Linked DNA regions of Mus musculus: region 2 is linked to region 1. The links are chromatin contacts, found by Hi-C or POLR2A ChIA-PET in ENCODE. All regions are on one chromosome and are shown on one strand. The core of a region is the stretch at or near the end of the contact, and the rest is flanking DNA. Distances in the headings are between cores, read along the strand shown. Region 1 overlaps Ninj2 (ninjurin 2). Region 2 overlaps Ninj2 (ninjurin 2).

Region 1 (6,697 bases), core at 2,334-4,833:
TCCAGACCTCCACTTTGGTTTTGGAGACTGGGTCTCTCAGTGAACCTGGAGCTCTCCAGTTTGATTGCCTGGGTAAAAAGGCTCCAAGGTCCCTCCTGCCTGTGTCTCCCTGGAGCTGGTATTATATGAACAATGGAGGCACCTGACTTTTTATGTCAGTGCTGGGAGTAAAACTCAGGTCCTCATGCTGGCATAGCAAACATGGTACTGATTGAGCCATCTCTCCAGACCCCCAGATTACTCTTAAGTCTGCCATTCAAAGCCACCCGCTAGCTGTCCCTTCCCTGGTGTTTCACCCTCTGTCTTTCTCTTTCTCCATGTTCTTGTGTGTATGTATATGTGTATGTGTGGAGGTAGATGGATATTCTGCCTGCATGTATGTCTATGTACATATGCATACCTGGTGCCTTGCAGAGGCCAGAAGAATGTGTGTTATCTCCTGGGATTAGAGTTACAAACAGTTGTGCACTGTTGTGTAGCTGCTAGGTCTCGAACTTGAGTTCTCTGGAAGACCTGATAGTGCTCTTACTTACTGAGCCGTTACTCCAGTCCCTTCTCTTGGGTTCCTTTTCTTTCTTTCTTCCTTCCTTCCTTCCTTCCTTTCTTTCTTTCTTTCTTTCTTTCTTCCTTTCTTCCTTTCTTCCTTTCTTCCTTTCTTCCTTTCTTCCTTTCCTCCTTTCTTCCTTTCTTCCTTTCTTCTTTTTTTTTTCCAGACAGGGTTTCTCTGTGTACCCCTGACTGTCCTAGAACTAACTCTATAGACCAGGCTGGTCTCAAACTCAGAGATCTGCCTGCCTTAGCATCCTGAGTGCTGAGATTAAAGAACCTGTCTCTCAGGTTCTTGCCAACTGAAATTATTTGCTCTCCTGAATGTAATTCTACTTCTCTTGCTTCTGCGGCTCTTTTCAGGCATTCTTTCTACCTGGAAGGTCTTTTCCTTGTTTCCTCTCCAACTTTTACACATTGTCTAATATCCAGCTAGAATGCTACTTGCTGCATGGTGGAGTTAATAAGCTAGTAACAGGGCAAACAAATATGTATGTAATTTCTACCATGTGCCATGGTTTAGTAAGTCTTTTGTCTTTGGCAGATAGAAATTTCCTTTAAAAAACAGAATCAAAATCTCATCTGTATATTTGCCTATAAACTTGAATTTAGTACATTTTAATTTTCCCCATTTCATTTTATCCTAACCTAATTACAGCTCTATAATTATTTGTTAGATATATTAATTTTAAAAATTGAAGGACTGGGTTAGCTAAGTAGTAGAGTCTTTGCCTGGCATGTGCAAGGCCCGAGAACCTAGCCCTGTAGTGAGAGCTATAGCAAAACAGAAACAATGAACTCACATAGAGGAAATGGAGGGCCGGGGGTATGATGCAGGGGCAGCACACTTTCCTGGCATGGAAAACACACTAAGCTCAATCCCCAGCTCTGTGAGGCAAAGAACAAATTCAAAATAACAAAATGAAATCCTTAAGCAGAGCGACTTGAACATATGGAAGCCTTCATAAGCTGACACAGCTGTGAAGACATCTCAGCAGCCATGGGTTTCAGTGTGTGGAAGCTGAGGTAGACTTGGAGCCAGCAGGGGACTCTTACAGGGCACAGTGAGTCATTTGCACAGTAGCTTCTTCAGAGGAAAAGGATGGGACACAGAGTACAGGGTGGGGGAGAGGAAGGGCTGGAATAGCAATGAGTTTCATTCTTTAACTATTGCTCAACATCCTGGTATTTGGGGAATTTGCCTCCTTTGCCTGGGACAAATTGCCCACTGGCCTGGATTGCTTGTCCTGGGTGGACCTGTTGGCTTTCCTCTGATCTTTTCAGACCTGTTGCTATCTCACTCACCCTGGGACACCTGCTGTATGCAAGCTAGGTATAGCAGTGGATGTTCTTGGGTTCACTAAGCTTGGGTCCAAGTCAGCAAACAACCTCTGGACTTTTACAAGCTCAGAAGGAGGATGGCCTAGGAAAAGGTGTCTCCACATGGGATCTGAGGTAAAAGAAGTGTTGGCAACAGGTGTGGGCAGAGGAAAGGGAGCCTGAGGGTCTTGCCCCAAGGTGGAAGTAGCTTCCATTTCAAGGGCTTGAAAGTCTGCAGGCCACAGATACAAAACTGCAAGACAGAAAGGATTCTTGACTTTGCAATAGACTCTGTGCTTCTCTCTTGGTTCCATTGGCCTCTTGAAGCTTAGTTTACCCCTATAAGGCTCTATCTTAGTGCCTGCAGCCTGCTAAGGTGCCTTCTAAAATCCAAGGTTCCAACCATAGCCATTTGGAAAGTGAGACACTCCTAGGTTCCATGGGATGTTTGGAACTCATAAAGTTATCTGTGGAAATCTAAGTCAAGGCTTTTCCTCAAATGCAAACATTTCTATCTCAGGGTCCAAATATGCCCATAGAGGCCACGTGGCGTGTAGGGGAGGGTGGCTCCTGGACCTGGGCGAGAACCACCAATGGTCTTTTAAGTACGGCTGTGTCCTAGGAATTGGTATGAGGGTCCAGACTCTTTACTGAGGTTTGAAAGGGGCTGTGACTTCCTGAAAAGTTAAACAAAACAAAAACACATTTTTTTCAGAGGCTGAAGGTAGGGCTGTGTGGACATTTCTGCTCCCCCTATTTCCTATGGGCCGTGCATAAACATGTGTGATAGGAAACTATGACCAGGACAGTGACGTGCCCAGCCACCCCAAACCTGCCGATAGGACTGCCCTTTTCTGCTCAGACAACACTACCCCTACCCTACCCTTCCTCCTTCCATTTTGCTCTCAGGGCCACAGGGAACCTAGGCTAGTGGCTGCTGTTTATCAAGAGGAGGACGGAGCTGACAGGGAGGAATGTTCTCTTACGAGGCTGGCATTAGGGTGCAGGAAAGGTGGAATGCGCCCTTCCCTAGACACAGGGGGTGCCAAACTTTGGAGTGCCTCTTTAAATTTCGAACTCGGTCCGACATTCCTGCAAGTAATTGTGACTGCATTCTAAGAATCCACCCATGAGAAATGCGTGCCAGCGAAGAGTTCCTGTGCATTCATCTAAAACTCGAAGCATGGCAGCATCCCTGAGTGTTTGAAAGAACACAGCGTCTATTGTGTGGCAAGTGCTATTTATTTGTCTCTAGGCAGTTTTTGGTGTACATCTAAATTCAGAGGACTTCCCCCAGACCCCCACCCCCATCATCTCTAATGGAGGATCCTTTCCTCTTCTGATCAACTAAGAATCACTGCTCTCATTTAAGATCTTCACTATTTGTTTATTATGCACTACTTTCTTGTTTTTCTGAGAGTCTTATAGTCTTGGCTGGCCTCAAAGTTGGTATGTAGCCAGAGATGACCCTGAATCTGTCTTCCTGCCTACCCCTTAGTTCTAAGATTCCAGCTGCTATCCCTAGCTTTTCTCCCCTGATAAGGAAACTGTGTTCTAGCTTAGGAAGCTTGGAAATGCAGTGACACCCAGCTTCCTGACTATCTCCCTACCTCTGATCAACTTTGAGAACAGCTACATAAAGAACATCCGGGTCCTTTCTCACCCTACCCCCATCCCTGAGTTGAAAGGTGTCTGTAGGGCACCTGGGGAAAGAAAGGACTCATTGAGGCTTGCCTGATCTGATCAACGGTCAGTCGGACAAGAGAAACAACCACACACCACACCAGGCCTTGGCAACGAAGAGCAGCACAAAGTGATGATGTCACTGTTACAGCAGAGAAGGCCAAGCTGGGAGCTAGACCTACCCCACGCAGTCCTTCCTCTAAGCCTTTGAGTTAAGGATTACTGTTACCTTCTCTTTACGGATTCGAGCATTGAAGCATAGGTTAATGACAAAGTCACACGGTTATTAAAGGAGTCTGGATAGGATCTCCAGACCCTGAAATGGCACAGCTTTTCTTTTTTCTTTTTCTTTTTTTTTTTTTTTTTTTTTCGAGACAGGGTTTCTCTGTGTAGCCCTGGCTGTCCTGGAACTCACTCTGTAGACCAGGCTGGCCTCAAACTCAGAAATCCGCCTGCCTCTGCCTCCCGAGTGCTGGGATTAAAGGCGTGCACCACCACACCCGGCTGGCACTGCTTTTCTTAATCACTACATGATTTTGCCCAAGAATCATACTGACCTCAGCTGTCTCACAGGAGGCTCTACCTGGTGCAAAAGCATCTATGCTATATTTTCCAGGGCTAGGAGGACTTGTGGTACACTCAACTCTGTAGGGTGAAGTAGTCCTTAAAAGTCCCCTCCTGCCTGGTGCTAGTGCACACCTTTAATCCCAGTACAAAGGAACAGAGTCAGGTGAATCTCTGTGAGTCAAGGCCAACCTGGTCTACACAGCTAAATCTAGGAAAGTCAAGGTTACATAAAGAGACCAGTTTAAAAAAGAAAGGGAAGAAAAAGGAAAAAGAAAAAGAAAAAAAAGAAAATTTCCTTCTGACTGAGGCAGAGGGGTGTAGCCCAATAAACTCTTGGCCACAAGAAGTGGGCCTCCCTCCCTCCCCCAACCCCAACTACTAAGCTCTCAGCTGGGCCCTTCAGAATGGTTTGGGGCCAGCCTGAGTTTTGGAATTTTTTTCATAACTTGTTCTCTCTGGCCTTTAATACAGCTCCTGCCTTTCCTCTCTGTAATTAGCGTGAACCTTAAACCCCCAGCAAGCTCTTTGAAAGTGGTGTGTGTGTGTGTGTGTGTGTGTGTGTGTGTGTGTGTGTGTGTGTGTAGTATTAAATGTATTCTGTCCTCTCCCCACGTGTAGACTGAGCACAAACTCACCACCTAATAAATGTTCACTGAGTTCAGTCCAGGGATCCAGGGTCTGTAGACAAACCTCCTACCTCCTGGACTGTTGTTTTGGGTCACTCTGCCTATCCAGTCTCCCAAGAGGCTCCTGGCCTGTGAGAGGCTGGGATCTGGCTTGCTGTCTTGTCAGGGTGTGTGGCGCAGACCAGCGCATTTGCACCTGCGCAGGCACTTGTGGAGCAGAGAGGCTATTTAAGGCTTTGGCAGCTCTGCCTTTTAAAGCCTCCTGGGTCCCTGCAGTGGGCAAAAGGCAAGCCATGGAGGCTGTGTGCAGTAGCTCTCCACTCAAGGCTTCCTGGGAACCACGTGTGTTTACCTTTTACTTCCCTGGAGGCCAAGAGCCACTTTTTCTTTGCAAAGCGAGACAGAAAGTCTGGTGTGAGAGACGGCTGAGCTCCCAGTCTCACAGCGCAATCTCTCAGAAGCTCCAGACTTTGCCACTGTGACTGGGCAGCCCCTGGGGCACAGTGCTGTACAGCAGCCCACACTGCGGACTGATATCATCACGTTACCTCTCAGAACCTCCGGGTCTTCATCGAGGAAACAGACAGACTCTGCATCAACTCCCATCAACTCTCTTCTTGCTCTAGCCTACCATAACATAACCCAAGCCTCTCTGTGGGTCCAGAACAACGGGCCTCCTTCTCAGTACTCCCAGCCCCAGTGCGGGTCAGGATTGACCCCTAGCGTTATCCACCCAGGATTTCTTGTAGGACCAGACAAGCCTACTGACAGAACAAATTGCTACTTCATAACTGTGATTTTGCTACAGTAATGAATTGTAGTGTAAATATCTGACATGCAGGCTATCTGATGTGTGACCCCTGTGGGGTTGAGAACGTCTGCTCTAGAGGTTTGGAACCAAGAGTTTAGAGGTCGTTTGCAAGGTGACATTGCATTCCTCCCCACAAACACAGTCTGGGGAGGAGGGGCTGTGAGGAGAGGAAAGGGGAGATCCCAGATGGCTGATTCTTCCTTCTGATAACCGACCACGGCACTTCAGCCCAGCCCATTTCTGAGAGCTTTGGGGAACAGGGAGAGTTGTCAGGGATGCAAGCTTAGGCTACAGGCACTAAGGTTCTCAGCTTCCTTCACAAAGCCCCAGACCCTAACTTGGGGACCGGAAGGATACAAATGTGGTTCACTGTGGGAGAGAGCAGGAGTGGGCTGCAGGCCACAGCCGCAGGCCTCAGCCGCAGGTCACAGCCATACTGTCACATCCTGCTGCAGAGGTTCCTTGCCACAGGAGGAGAATGAGATTCTTCTGGAAAAGACGGGAAGTGGTGCCTAAGGTAGACTCCCTTGTCACGCGGAATTGAAGGGAGAAAAGTAGAACTACGCGTAGGTAGATTCATCAAGACCTTTGTCCCACAGCCTGCTTCTGCCCTCAGAGGTCAGTCAGTGAGGTCCGGCCCTGCCTCTGTGACTTCACGTACAGTCTCCAGGCCCTGCTGAGAGTGCTGCTGCTCTGAGGCTCTGCTGGAGGCACGAGAAGCATCCAAGAAGGCTCTCTACCCTGGATCCACAGGGCGATGACAGGCCCAGGGTGACAGCTCTCACTTTGTCCACACTTAACCAAGCCAACACTTAAAACAAATCATTACATTCAATCTCCACCTCTCTGTGAGATAAAGAGCCCTGCTGGACTCCATTTCACAGGGCCTCAAGGTCAAGGTCACAGGCTGGCCTAAGGCTGATCCGGTGGTCACTTTTTAGGGAGCTGACCTCAGAGCCTGCACTCCTGGCCAGAGCCCAGCACACCCTTCACATGGGAGCTGGATATGGACATGAACCAGAGTGACAGGACCTTTGGGGCCACCAAGACCTTCAGAAACCAAGTAACTGTTGATCTTGGGGGGGGCGCCCTTTCCTGGGAAGCAGGGTCATGACCCCACTGCCCAGTGCTACTTGCTCAACGT
Region 2 (6,697 bases), core at 3,066-5,565, 40 kb after region 1:
ACATGGTGGCTCACAACCATCTGTAATGGGATCTGTTGCCCTCTTCTGTTGTGTCTGATGAGAGCAATGGTGTACTCATATACATAAAATAAACAAATCTTTTTTAAAAATTTTAAAAAAATAATAAAATTTTTAAAAAGAATTTATCCTAGGTACAATCTAGAGATGAGACTGTTATAGTTCAATTCATATCCTATCAAACTTATATATGTATATAAATATGTGTTTGTAAATAGGATGACACCATCACTCTTTGTAATATTAGTACCCCCTGTTTAGCAGGTAACTAATAGAGGCCCCAAGTCACATGGCAACTAAGGGGGGGAGGTGCTGAGTCCCAACTCATGTCCTGAATGTTCACTGCCTTTAAATGGGCTGGGGTTCAAACTCCAAATAAGCTAGCAGGACATACACATGAAACCAGAACCCTGGCCAAAGAAGGGCTGGCTCTCACATGCAAGCCTAAACTTGTCTTGGTGTCCTCAAGTCCAGCCTAGGAGCTGGGCTTGCCCGGGTGCTCCTGAGTTCTCTCGGGCAAAGCTGGCCTTGGTCTTACAGCAAAGCCGTGCAATGATGGAGGCAGCTGTCAAGCAGAAGGCTTGAGGGAGCAGGTGCTAGGTGGCAGACAGGGACCGTACAGGGAGCAACTGGGTAGCTGTGTGGTGACAAGCAGGACTCATGCTTCCTTAGTATTTTTAGAAGGTGAGGGCAAGCAAGGTTGACATCTGACTCCTTACCCTGGGGCACTGCCTTGGGCTTCAGAAAAGCTTGTGGCCAGGACAATGCCAGTGAAGGGGAGATGAGCATGCACTAGTGACCCTCCATCCATCCATCCACCCACCCATCCATCCACCCACCCACCCATCACCCGTCTACTCGTAGTGTACATACTAGGCAGACACTGCTCTGGGCACTAGAGAACTGACTTCCCCAGAGCTCCAGTCTTCCAGGACCAGGGCAAAAGACCAAGAGCTGTGAGTGGCAGACAGAACAGCACAAAGGTTAGGGGGTTGGAACAGGGCAGACCTGGATTCAAGTCTTGACTCTTATGCCTCTCAGCTGTGCGACCTTGGGCAAGCTAATCCCTCAAACTAAGATCCCCTCAGATGGTTTTGATGAAAGATGGTGAAATGGTTGGTGCATGTGAAGAATTTGAAAGAACACAGTGCACCAGGTGGGGTGGGTGGTGCAGAGGCAGGAGAATCTCTGTGTTCAAGGCCAGCCTGGTCTACAGAGCAAGTTCCAGGACAGCCAGGGCTACACAGAGAAACCCTATCTTGGGGTGGGGGAGGGGGGAGGAAAGAAACAAAGAAAGAAGAAACAAATAAACACAATAGCACCAAGTCAGCAAGGGTATTGAAGAGGGACAAGACAGATCAGCAGGTAAAAGCTCTTGCCACTTGAGCCAGCTGATCTGAGTTCAATCCTGTGACCCACATTCCATGCCCCTTCCAGAGGACTCAGGTTCGTTTCCTGGCATCCACATGTTGATTCATAACCATCTGTAACTCCAGTTCCAGGGGATCTGATGCCCCCTTCTGGCTTCTGAGGACACCAAGCATGTACTTGGTACATACACATACATGAATGCAAATTCACACACACACACACATACACACACACACACACACACACACACACGCACGCGCACGCATATATATAGTTTTTGAGTTTTTTTTTTAAGAGGTCATGGTCAGGTCAGACATGGAAGTACATGCCTATAACTCCAGTTCCCCAGGAGGAGGAAGAAAGAATTCAAGGCCACCTAGGTAACACTCCTGGTGAATGCACCCAGCACTTGCAAGGTGGAGGAGGCAGGAGGATTAGGAGTTCAAGGTCATCCTCAGCTACTGAAAGGCCACATGAGACAGTCTCCAAAAAAAAAAAAAAAAGCGCAGCTCTAGGACTGGGCTGGGGATGGAGCTCAGTTCAGAGGGTGGGAGGGGTTGCTTCCTCCTAAGAACAAGTTTCGTTTTTTTTTGTTGTTGTTGTTGTTGTTTTTGTTTTGGCTTTTCGAGACAGGGTTTCTCTGTATAGCCCTGGCTGTCCTGGAACTCACTTTGTAGACCAGGCTGGCCTAGGACTCAGAAATCCGCCCGCCTCTGCCTCCCAAGTGCTGGGATTAAAGGCATGCGCCACGCCCGGTTTACGCACAAATTTTTATCTTGGTCCCCACGACTGGAGAAAGACAGAGAATCTGCCAGTTTGCCAGGGCCTGATGCTGGGCTGTTTCCGGTACGATCCCTTGACCTTAGTTAAGAAGCTATTTTAGCTATTTTGTTGGGGGGTTTGCTCAATCCAGAGTAGGCCTACACTGACTTCTGGTGAGAAGGAAATCTTTCAGAGGAAGGTCCTTCCAGACATCAAAAGCAGAGAAGCAGCAAGGCTTTGTGGGGGCTCCAAGGTCACCCAGCAGAGATAGGGAGAGCCCCCTCCAGTCAGACCTCCCTGGCTCCACAGAGAACTCTGCCATTGCTGGCTTGCTCGCTCCCCCTCGGTTTCCTTCAGCTTTGTCTGCTATCAGAGGCACTGCTGAGTGCAGGCTGGGCTCAGTGACTGTGTCCTCCCATCTCACAGCGGCACTGGAAGCCTGAGAACTGAAGAGAGAGCGGTGCACCCGCCATGTGAGGTCTCCAGCTGCACCAGCTGGGCGAGGAAGGAATGAGGGCTGGGTGAGAGCAAAGCACCTGGGCTGGGTCAGGGTCCCAGGTGGGCACAGTCCTGCTGACTCATGCTGGCAAGTCAGTCAAAGGGGGCCCCTCAGGACTGTCGTCACCCCAGCACTGGGGACTCTGTGCTCCCTGAATCCTCTCTTGTTTATTCCCTCTATAGTCTATTTCATCTATGGCCAGTACCAAGGATACTGCAGTACAGCAAGCAAGATGCTCCATTGAAGGGGGTCTGGCACACAACTCCTCTTCCGTCTGCTAGGCCCTTTCTGAATGAATGCAGAGTTCATTCACTTGTTCATTAGCCCTGTCAGGTGAGGTGCTGCAGCACCGAGGGAGACAAAGTCCACAGTCCCCGCAGCAGCCGTTGGGGTGGCATGAAGGGTCATTTTATCTCCTGGCTTCCCCACTTTAGACACTTTATTCCCTGCTAACCCTTGCCGTTTTAGGAGATTAGGAGGGCAGGACTGTACGGCAGGCAGGGATCTTCACTGCATCCTAGATGTCTGCGTCTGATAGAAGGAGCTGGAGATGTGGTTTGTTGAACTGGACTGAATAGGCGGGCATCTTGGCAGGCTCTCTCCGGGCTGGATGGGGTGGAAAATTCAGCACCTTCCCCTTTTCCCATCTAGCTGACAGATACCATGGCCTGCTGGGGGTCTTCTCACCTGGACTACAGCCAGAAACTGTCAGTACTTCTTGTTCTAATTGCATTACATTCCAAACAAGAACTCTCGCCTTTTGAAATGTATGCTCTAGTGGGGAGGCCACACTCACTCTCATCGTGGTGTGCAATGTTGACTTTCAACTTCAGAACTAACTTCTGGGTTTGTTTGTCATTGTTTGGAGACAAAGGCATCTCTCTCTCTCTCTCTCTGTTTCTTTTCTTCCTTCTTTCTTTGTTTATTTTTTATTCTACATTTAGACTTCTCTCTGGATTCAGGTTCTCCATTACAGCTTGGAGAAATCCCGTGGCTCAGATGTACTGAAGTGGCAGAGCCCTTCAGCACCCATGACGCCTCAGCTCTGGTGTGGCCGAGGATGAAAAGAAAGGGGCCTCGGGCTCTCGGAGACAAGGCAATGGTGTGCCTATAATGGGTATAGGGGAGAGATGCTGCCACCCATCCTGGCTGCCAGGATAAAATGAAATCTGGGCTTCGTTTCATTGGTTTTCCTGTGGGAAAACCTAGAAATACTACATTAAAATTCTTTAGACTGGTCCTTTGAGGGTCTGTTTGGTTCTTTTTTGAGGCAAGATCTCTCACTCTTGAAGCCCAGGTTGAACTGGAACATCCTACGTAGCCCAGGCTAGCCTTAAACAAGCCTCTTACCCCAGCTTCCTAAGTACTGGGTTTGAAGGTGTGAGCCATAATTCTGGGTGGGCCTTTTGAGGTTTGTGAAAGCTGGGTGTAGTGGCTTAGCGACCCAGGTCCCAGATCCCAGGAACTCTAATACTTAAAAGCTGGGTGGTCCTGGCAACCTCACTGAACTGTTCTGACCCTTGGTTTCCGGGGAGCAGAGGGGGGGGGGAGGTGCTATTAAATGAATTAAAAGGCAAAATCAACATGAAACTGGCCAGCAGAGGCGCGCAGAAAGAGACTTCCAGGGCAGCCATGGATAGGGCAGTGGTCCTCATGCCCGGGCATCTCTCCTGATTGTCTGATTCAGTCAGAGAACCTGCCTACCCATCCCCCGCCCCTGTTGGGGATCCAGCCTACGAGTGAAAGGGAAGTGGTCTGTCACCAAGCCACGCCTCTGACCCAGCACCTTCGTTACTGTGTGCTCCCCGCTGCTTCTGCTTCCACATCAAATCCACACGCGTTGAGAACCATATTCAAAAAAAGAGCGCCGGCCTAAGGACTTCCATATGGGCACACAGCCCTTCAGATCTGACCTTTGGGCAGCCAATTTCTTGGAACTTCGGTTCCTTCACTTACAAATTTGGGACTAGTTCCATTTTCAGAGCTGTGCTCGGCAGGCAGCATTGTCTTTGTTGCTCTTTCCGTGTTAACTCTTTTACTTGGCTCTTAAAAGTAGGATCCACGGGGCAGCGGGGCAGCGGAGGTGGGCTGGGTGGACCTGGAGAATATTTGCTTTGGGGGAAACTCTAGAGCCAAAGTGGACTCTAGAGCTAAGTGCCAAATGGGGCTGAAAACCTCCAAGCAAAGTTCTGACCCAGAAAGTGCTCTGGTCTTGGGTGAGCACTGGGGGGTGGGGGGGTGGGGGGAACAGATAGATCCTTGGGCAGTTTGTGTGTGGTAAATCCACGGTTAACTGCACTCTGAGTAGTCTTTCCTAAAGGCCACTGGCCAAGTTCTGTTTGCAGGGGAGATGGGCGAGCTCTCCGCAAAGAGTAAGCAGGCCCCGCCGCGCTCTCCCACGCAGGTCCTCCCTTGCAGCCTCTCTGCACATTCTGCCTCCTCTAGTGGAGGACCAACCCTATTGTCGCCTGTAATTCTCACTTGGGTTTCCGAAGACTCAGATTCCTGCCGGGGAGGGGCTGAGCTAACCTGAGCCTCTCTAAGCAGTTTCCTGGCCTCCCCTGCGGGACAACCGCAGTCCCGCAGCCCTTCCCCCCAGCCCCCCCGAAGGCCACGCCCCTCATCTTTAATGTTGCACGGTCCAGGCCCAGTCCTGGGGCCTTGGGCAAGAGCTGGAGCCTCCCAGGGAGGTTGAATCCAAGGCTGGAGGAGCTTTCAGGGACAGTCAGGGATTATCACCAGAATAACACGCAAAAGACACCCCGCCCTACCGCGGATTAGAGGCTGTTGATTTTTAAGGGCAAGACGGCTGCTCTTGGCATGGAAGGCCAAGGGCGGCACAGTGGCGGCATGGGGCCTGCCCCAAACAGAGAGCCGCAGGAGTCTGCCCTTTTGTGGGTTTTGGCCTGAAGACAGTGACAGCACCGGGCCTGTCAGCCCTATGTGAGGATTACAGTCCAGGAGAGAAAAAGACAGTCCTTAGGGGTGGAGCAGGTTTTCCAACAGATGTCCCAAGCCACTCCCCTGTCCCGGAAGTGATGCCACACCCTAAAGCTCTTTTCTTTAATAAATTTGTGGGAAAGCAGTGTGTATTTGAGACACTTAAGTTTCTTCTCCAGCATCCTAGCACCAAACACTAGCAAGGGACTGAGCTCGGGGACTGTGCAACCCAAGAATATGCAAGAGAGGATCTTAAAGGTGGAGACAGCTTAAGTTCAAGACCAGCTGGGCTATGCAGTGAGACCGTGTCCAAAGGGGCAGGGAAGACAGCAGAAGAGGGAGCCATATAGAGGCCTAAAGAAGGCCAAAGGCCAACACAGACAGGGGAACAGAGCCTGTACCAAGGGAAGGGGTCTAGCAGAAAGAGGACACTTCCTCCAGGGGCATAGAGCAGACAGGCCTCCAGAACAGGCAAGAAGGGTGGAGTATGTTTAGGGAACTGTGACTAATGTGTACCATTGCTTCTCAGCATCCTGCTCCGGGCACAGGCAGAGCCTTCAAAAACGGTTAGCTGTTAGTCCGCCCCATGGGGAAGGGTGGGGAGAAGAGTAGGAGACAGGCTGGAGAGATGAGCAGCCCAGAAGGCAGAAGTCTGCAGGCCAAGAGCAGGAGCAGGGACCCTGGATACACAGTGTCATCACGCTTGGGCGAATATTTCCTTTTCTTGGGAGATTGGTGTGGTATGGCATGCCTTGGGTGTGGACAGAGGCTGTCCAAGGAGTGGAGAGGCATTACAAGTCTCTGGGGCTTGTGGAAAAGCTAAGTGGTGCCTACACCAAAAGTTGGGCTGGGACAGGCCCTGAGTCAGAAGAGATTATTTAAAATGCCTGTAGGGCCACATATGGGCGGATAATCCTGAGTTGGGGGTTTGTCTGCTTGTCTTCCATAAGTTCAATATTTCTCAAGGGCCTGCTTCCCATCCTTCCGCCCTCCACTTGGATGCTGATGATCAAACCCCATGGCCTCATGAATACTACAAGACAAGCATTCTACAAGGGAGCTTAAGCCCCAGCTATGCACAGCAAACAGGACAGATGTTCCCTTCTC

The links. A loop is a pair of places that touch in the nucleus more often than their neighbours do. ChIA-PET counts read pairs that join two places held with the same protein, here RNA polymerase II (POLR2A).
Region 2: a loop to region 1 is called in a map of heart, with 3 times the contacts of the local background. The contact joins two enhancer-like sites. A Hi-C loop is called at or near these places in 11 of 37 maps with a recorded cell type or tissue (CH12.LX, Patski, gastrocnemius and 3 more). POLR2A ChIA-PET finds 5 or more read pairs at or near these places in 4 of 5 experiments (Patski and embryonic stem cell).

Annotation. Positions count from the first base shown.
Region 1 is chr6:120,143,973-120,150,669 of GRCm38, forward strand. The region is part of intron 1 of Ninj2 (ninjurin 2); the gene reads left to right. Among named protein-coding and RNA genes, the nearest start is that of Gm25327, 3.6 kb to the left of the region's middle. Within about 2 kb of position 3,584, at least 1 of the 3 ENCODE cell types and tissues checked has a DNase peak (open chromatin) inside an H3K27ac peak, as active enhancers do; it is heart, where a contact is called at or near this core.
Region 2 is chr6:120,183,361-120,190,057 of GRCm38, forward strand. All of the region lies in intron 1 of Ninj2 (ninjurin 2), which reads left to right. Among named protein-coding and RNA genes, the nearest start is that of Gm25327, 43 kb to the left of the region's middle. Within about 2 kb of position 4,316, at least 1 of the 3 ENCODE cell types and tissues checked has a DNase peak (open chromatin) inside an H3K27ac peak, as active enhancers do; it is heart, where a contact is called at or near this core.